2 separate regions of the Homo sapiens genome follow, and region 1 is linked to region 2. Evidence: chromatin contacts called from ENCODE Hi-C or POLR2A ChIA-PET data. All regions are on one chromosome and are shown on one strand. The core of a region is the stretch at or near the end of the contact, and the rest is flanking DNA. Distances in the headings are between cores, read along the strand shown.

Region 1 (3,687 bases), core at 889-3,388, 250 kb after region 2:
AAAGACCTTAGAACAGTTTATGAACAGAGCATGTAGCATCGGCCTCCATTTTCTTCCCTAGGAATTCACTTTCAGAGTCTCTTTCATAGGCTAGTTCATGATGGACTTCTTTACTATGCTAGATCATTTATCAGAATAAAAATTTGTTTATCTCATTCAAACATATCATCTCACACTACATGGCCTCACAAAGAAAACAGCAGATCAAGGAATGATTCCTATTATTTTTCTGTAATATTTGGGTGGTTTTCAAAGGGTGGCTAAGACTATGCTGAGTCATTGTCTGATCCTTTTGCAGTCATGATGATGATGGAAGTGATCTCTCACCTGTTGTATGGTAATACAAACTGAGATAGAGATTGTCATAGCAGCTTCTATAATCTCCACTTTCAAATGCAAGTTATCCAAAAAAAAAAAAAACCATGTGTCAGTGTAGTTGATTTTACAGAGGACGAGAGGGTATCTTTTTTCCTAAGTTTTATTTGCCCATCACAGCTTTGAAGGGAACCAAGAGCTCTTTACTCCACTGAAGCTCACCCCCTTTCTATCTTCCTGGCACTACTCTCTCCTCTGCCTATTCTATTTTCTTTTCTCTACTCACTATCTTTGCTTCCAGAATGAATCAAAATTTCTCTATCAAAACAATTTAGCATCTTTTTTTAATTACTTAGATTTCTGTTGACATGTACATCCTTGTATTCTCCCTTTCTGTTCCAGCAGACATATCAGTGAACTTAGAAATGTGCACCCTTTCCTCCCTATCAAGAATTGGGGATACTATGTTAAAAAAAACCTTTGTTTTATCTTTTTATAATATCTTGTCCATATATTTATTATGCTATAAGATAGAAGGGGCCATGTTTGGAAAATGAATTCAAATAGAGCTCAGACACCTTCGCTTTGGAAACTCTATGGCAAAATATAACATTATTTTGCTAGAACAGAAGCTGACTTCTTAGAAATGAGCCAATTATAAAAGTAGCTCTTCATTGCTTTCAGTTTCAATCTGAAGTATGTTTACAGGAAATGCCATTTCAAGTAGCCTTGAATGACCTAAGGGATTGTTTTTCTGGCTGGAAAACTTTTATACAAAGTGATTTTCAAACATAATGAGTGGAAATGTGTGCAATTTGGAGGGAATAAAGGGAGAAACATTATAGTTAAGAGCCTCAGCACCTCTCATTGCTGCTTTTCCAGAATAAATACATAGCTTTTAGCATTTTAAATCTTTCTACAAACAGCTGGCCATTTAAAAAAGCTGCAGCAGGGTCTATTTTGGGGGCTGATGGCATGGCCAGGAATCATTGTTTTTGGCCATCTTCAATTGATTTTCAGTGTAGTAATCATGGTGTGTGCTTTTTTAAAAACACAAACTAAGCCATTCACCTTTTCTGCACAAAGGTCATAGAAGTTTCCTACTGCAGGTAGGGTAAAATCCTTTCCTCTCTGATTGCCTGCAAGATCTTACACAATCTGGCTTTTGCTCACCCCTCTCCTCATCCCACATAATCTCAGCTTCACCACATGAACCTTCATTCAGGACCAAACACATCAAGCTCTTTCTCAATAATTTTCCTTCATTTATTTCCTAATTGTGCTTTTAGTAAAATTCATCTTAATTCTCATTTCCTGAGAGAAGGATCATTGGCCAGCTAATCTCAATTGGGCCAACACTTTTTCTCCTTTCTACACTTACTCATGGCACCCTGTATTAGTCCTTTACAATGCAGATAAGAAATTCAAATATTTCATTTGTTGGTGTTTAATTTGTTTAATATTTTATTTCTAATCTGAAAACCACATTATACTCAATGCCTTCCCATGCCTTTCACAGTGACCAGCAACCCATGGTCAATGGTCATACCTATGTATTTATTGAATGACTCAATGCAATTAGTTTAAAAGTGCTCTCTTTGAGTTTGCCTTTATTGTTCTGTGCCTCAAAAGAAATCTCTATTTCTAAGAGATAAACGTGTAAGGGATAATTGGAAGGATAGCTGAAAAAGGAATGAGGCCAGTAGACCTAAGTTCAGGCAAGCTGATTTATTGTCAGCCCTGCTGGGCTACTTCCTGACAAAAGCAGAGGAGGCAGCCCCACTTACAGACTACAGCAGGGCTTTATAGGGCAAGGAACTGGGTCAGGGTAGGGGAGTTGAGTTGGGTGTACAGAAGGGCTGAGTCGGGGTCGGGGAGCCGAGTTGGGTGTGGAGGTGTCTTGACTGCATCCTGGGAATGCTTTTGCCAGCTTTGTTATGCAAGGTGAACAGACACATTAACCACATCCTGTAACTGCCTGGACAAACAGTTACTGGCGGGGTCAGTGAAGGGTTTTTCTTTAGCCCTGGGGGAGCTGTGCAGAGGTCACAAAGGACTGCATCATAAGACCCACTGGAAGGGAGGGGAACAGTCTGGTTGGGGTGACCCTAACAAAATGTATTATATAAAACCAAGTAATTTTAGAAACTTTTCTTAGATTTGTTTTGTTACATACTAGAGTTTTGAATTTTATTCTGAATAAATTGAATAAATAATTTATTGAATTATTAACATTATCCTGAATAAAAATAAAAGGAGAATTATAATACACTTCTGAATCTGGAAGCACTTTGAATTAGATGACATGAAAATGTTCTAACCAGAAAATATTGAAAAAGATTAATAAAAATAGATACACTTACCTACCCATTGATAAAGCAACATCAAACAAGAGACTGGGAAATTACCGTATGAGACAATGGATTAGATCACGTTAACTTTATCTTCTCCACAGAGAGTTAAGCAATTTAAACATTTTTTACGATAAAGAAGACATGGTCCTTAGACATTTTTAAGTGGCTCTCCCCTCAACCCTTTTTCCTAGCCTTTATGGCTGCCTAGACTCCAGAATACCTATTTTGAGACTAGCCATGTGATTGAATAGAGATGGTTCTAATTATGCCATCTCAGTGGTTTCCAATAGTAAAAGGGGGATGATTTTGCCCCCAAGTGACATTTGTCAATATCTCAAGACATATTCTGTTGTCACAACTGGGTTGGTTAACACCACAAGTGTTGCAAAACTTTCTCATTAGTTCAGCTAAAACTAGTCTCTTGACACACAGCCAGGAAAGACTAGGCTCACAGACACATAAAAGGGTGAGGAAAACAGAATTTATTGGACAAAAAGGAAAAAGGAAAAATAACTCTCAGCAAAGAGAGAAGAGTCCTTCTAGTAGGTTTCTCACCTCTCAGATTGAATCCCAGTTCACTACATGGGAACAGGAGGGGCCAGGCTCCTCCCCACTGCAAATGGCATGAACTTCCCAAGGCTCTACCCCATCCTCCCAGTTCACAGGTGGACATCATTTAGAAATAATTAATTGGGAAAGGACGGGCTTCATCTGGGACCAGCAGTCTGGTTTTTCAGCCTTCAGGCTGTTTTAGACTTGAAGGCAGGGTTTCACTGTGAACCCTTGGCTGTCTCATTCCCCCGTCTAAAGAAGTACATCTAATTGCCTTTAGTATAAGGATAAGAACAAAGACCAATCTTAACTGCTTCCTGATGACAAGGGATGCTGTTTTGGGAAAATGGCAGTCAGATCTCCCCAAGAGACATATCTGAGGGTTCACAGCAAAAGGGGCCATTATCCGGGGCTCCAGTTGCAGGATCATTTGGTATTTGATGGCCTAAAGGTGAGAAGAGACAAA
Region 2 (3,661 bases), core at 634-3,133:
CCCAGTATGGCCAAAAGTTTTGTGTGTGACAGCAAAAGAGATGAGGCAAAATCTGTATCATTTGAGAAAGTTATGGAAGTATTGTCAAAGTAGCTCATTATGAAAAATGTTAGCATGACAGTGACTTATCAACACTCAACTACTCTCACGACCCAAATATTTCATTTAGTTTATTGTGGAAAACTTTCTTTTTGGATTCTTATTAGATATTTTCACTAGTCAATTAATGGAAGATAGAATAGGATTTAGAGGATTTATTTGCATCCTGGCTGTATGTAAGGAATTCAATATTGATTCACTTATTAATTCTCACAGTGAATAAACATCCAACACAGTGAATCAGTATTCATAGTTTGATGTTTACCCTTAGAAAAATTTCCAAAGATTTTTAAATGTGTTCCTTCCTCCATCTTCAAATGATTATGCTTATTTCACTGCAATGAGGATTGACAAAGCTTCTCACATTGCCATTCTGGAAGTGGTAACAATGTAACATACTTTTGCAAATTTTATAAAACTATACAACCATGTGAAACACATGGCTAGGGAACCTTCCAAGGGCTCCTAAGGGTCATGTCCAAGAGAAGGGCCCTGAAACTTAAGCTTCATTAGAGTCACGATAAGATAGCTTCTAAGTCACTGAGGGTATGAATGCAAAATTGCAAATACTGAATGTTTCCTCCAGATAATAAGGATTAAAAGATCAAGAGGCAGATAAAGAGAGCTACCTAGGAAGTTGTTCAAATAAAATATATTTCCAGCGATACAGCTTTAGGATTTCTGTTTTGTTCTGTTTTCCATTTGGTAGGGTAGGAGAAAGAGAAATAGAAAGAGGAGGAATAGTAGGAGTGGAGAGGAGGATAAGGGGCTGGGAATGTGTGTGTGTGTGTGTGTGTGTGTGTGTGTGTGTGTGTGTGAGAGAGAGAGAGAGAGAGAGAGAGAGAGAGAGAGGAGCTGTCAGACCAGAGGTGATGAATGAGGCTAGTGTCTTGACAAGGCATTCAGGGGAAGACTTTGCAGAAGGCAGGATCAAAGTAGTCTGAGTGCATGGAGAGGTTAAAGTAAGCAAAGATATTTTCTGTAGAGATGCATTACAGGAGAATTAAAGAGGAAACACTTTTGGCCCTGCTCTCTACTAAAAGAAGACAAAATTGGAAGCACTTCAGTGAAGCAGTGGGGTTGAATTTCACTTCTAAGGGACAGGGATCAGTGGGCACTAGGAAATTAGTGAGTCTGGACTATTTCTAAAGAAAGTAATCCATTCTGAAACAAAGTTCACAAGTGTAATAAAAAGTATACTGTTTTCATGAATCTTCATCTTTCAGGCTGAGTTTCAGTTTTTTCTTTGTCTTTAACCGTGTCAGTGGGCTGCTTACTCTGCTTCTCATTTGCTGTTCTTTCCTTCCATGAAAAGAACCCGTTTGTAACTCTTCCATTTCTTAGCTGCATAGAAGCAGGATTCAGTCCATCACTGACGATGGAAATGTAATCATATCCCTAGTCAACATAGATAATGTCAACAAAGAGAAAGACTATCCTAGTACATTTCAAATGCTCAGTTTAGCCCCTGTCTACTGGTGCCTAATTCAACACAAGCACTGTAGTGGCACTTAAGGCCATGCTGTCCCTGATAACACCAGGATTTCATCTGACCTGCGTCCCACTTCAGGCTCATCTGCAGCCTAATTTGGTTCTGATGATGTTTAAGAAAATGAACTGACCTTTATAAATTCCTTCCCATCCCTGCCACAACCTTATAGGTTCCATATCACTGAGCTGAGATCCTTTGGAGCTAGAGAGAAAGCTGCTTGATGAGAAGTAGTAAAAGTTCTTACCTGTTCTTTTTCTCCTTAGTTCACGAGCACTGGCTTCTAGCACTTCTGTGTCTCTCACTGGATCCCTGGACTAATATTTCACTGTTCCGAAGTTGTAGGGCTGGGATTTCCTCATTGATGAAATATTTAGAAGCTAAGCAGATTTGTAATGGATTTAGAGTAATATGAAACTGAAAGTACTTCGTTCAAATCACTGACTCCACTACCATAAATGGAATTAGTGGAGTGTGCCAGTGGGAGGGTTTAAAGATTTCTCAACCAGAAGCTTCAAATTTTTTTTGTTGTTGTTGGAAATCTTAGAGACCATTTGTTGTCTAACAAAATGCCCATTAGGTTTTGAATACAATGATACATGTCTCATGGATTGAGTCAATTTGAGAAACCTAGAATGAGGAGGCATCATGTTAATTTTCAGCTACAATTTCCTAAAATAATAGACACACTCTCAATGGAGCTGCCTATTCTTTGAGAGGTGCAGTACATAAGGAAAGGACATGTTTAACACACTCATGAACACCTAACCCCTGGCACTTAATGCCCAGCACACAGCCAGGAGGGGGCTCCATGTGTTGTACTCATGTTCTAGGCTCAGTACTGATGGCTTTACATGAATCGCACAACTGAAAACTCATAATATTTCCTCATGGTTTTATAGAAACTGAGCACAGAAAGACTTTATTAGTTGTCTAAAATCATAACACTGTAACTAATCTGAACCCAAGCACTCATGATCCCATACCCTCTTCTTGAACCACTTCACTATGCTGCTTATTTACTAAGTGAAAAATTGTAGAAATATTTTATTTATAGGTTTTTTATTTTTAAATTTATTATAGTGTGATTTTATTTTTATAGATTGTTTTCTAAGAGCTGTTTGTGTTTTATGTCTAATTCAGTAATGACTTCTAGCATACAGAATAAGTGGCATTATCTCTATTTTACAGCAAAAGCAAATAAAATAGTAAAAAGCCTGAGTGAACATTTCATTTAAAAATATATTTATAGTGATGTGGTTTCACTTTGTTGCTTAGGTTGGTCTTGAACTCCTTCCTTCAAATGATCCCCCTGCCTCGGCCTCCCAAATTGCTGGGATTATAGGCATGAGCCACCAGACCCAACCTTGTGTGAGCATTTCTTTTTTTTTCTTTTTCTTTTTCTTTTTTTTTTTTTTTTTTTTTGAGATGGAGTTTCACTCTTGTTGCCCAGGCTGGAGTGCAGTGGCACGATCTCGGCTCACTGCAACCTCCGCCTCCTGGGTTCAATCAATTCTCCTGCCTCAGCCTCCCAAGTAGCTGGGACTACAGGCATGTACCACTATCCTGGCTAATTTTGTATTTTTAGTAGAGATGGGGTTTCTCCATGGTGGTCAGGCTGGTCTCGAACTCCCGACCTCAGATGATCCACCCACCTTGGCCTCCCAAAGTGCTGGGATTACAAGTGTGAGCCACCAGGCCTGGCCAAGCATTTCTCACTTACACATTAAAATTATATATTAGATGTATATAAATTGCAGATACAGTGTCTTTTCTCATTCATACTTTGTAAAATAATTTTATCTAAACTCTTTCTATCATCCTTCCTTAACACTGTAGCTCCTTTATTATTAAAACTACTTTAAAGTCTTTTACTTTTTAGAGCATAACATTCTTACATCTGTCAAAATTATTTGAACCATTTAAAATCTCTGCAGATTGTCCTGGAAGTGTAGGGGTGGGTTGCCCCTCCACACCTGTGGGTGTTTCTCGTAAGGTGGAACGAGAGACTTAGGAAAGAAAAAGACACAGAGACAAAGTAGAGAGAAAGAAATAAGGGGAGCCGGGGAACCA

The links. Hi-C counts contacts between places; a loop is a spot of excess contacts on that map. ChIA-PET counts read pairs that join two places held with the same protein, here RNA polymerase II (POLR2A). Pooled maps may share reads with other maps.
Region 1: a pooled map shows a loop between it and region 2 (2.4-fold over the local background). The contact joins the enhancer-like site here to the promoter of GBP1 in region 2. A Hi-C loop is called at or near these places in 3 of 50 pooled maps. POLR2A ChIA-PET finds 5 or more read pairs at or near these places in 6 of 52 experiments (CD4-positive, alpha-beta T cell, activated CD4-positive, alpha-beta T cell, activated T-cell and 2 more).

What each region holds. Positions count from the first base shown.
Region 1 is chr1:89,309,724-89,313,410 of GRCh38, forward strand. No RefSeq gene overlaps it. Among named protein-coding and RNA genes, the nearest start is that of GBP5, 39 kb to the left of the region's middle. Within about 2 kb of position 2,139, at least 9 of the 41 ENCODE cell types and tissues checked have a DNase peak (open chromatin) inside an H3K27ac peak, as active enhancers do.
Region 2 is chr1:89,063,325-89,066,985 of GRCh38, forward strand. GBP1 (guanylate binding protein 1) reads right to left here and starts at 1,884. Exons shown (of 11, transcript NM_002053.3): 1 at 1,836-1,884. The region is part of intron 2 of LOC105378841 (a long non-coding RNA gene); the gene reads left to right. RefSeq lists an enhancer at 2,081-2,180.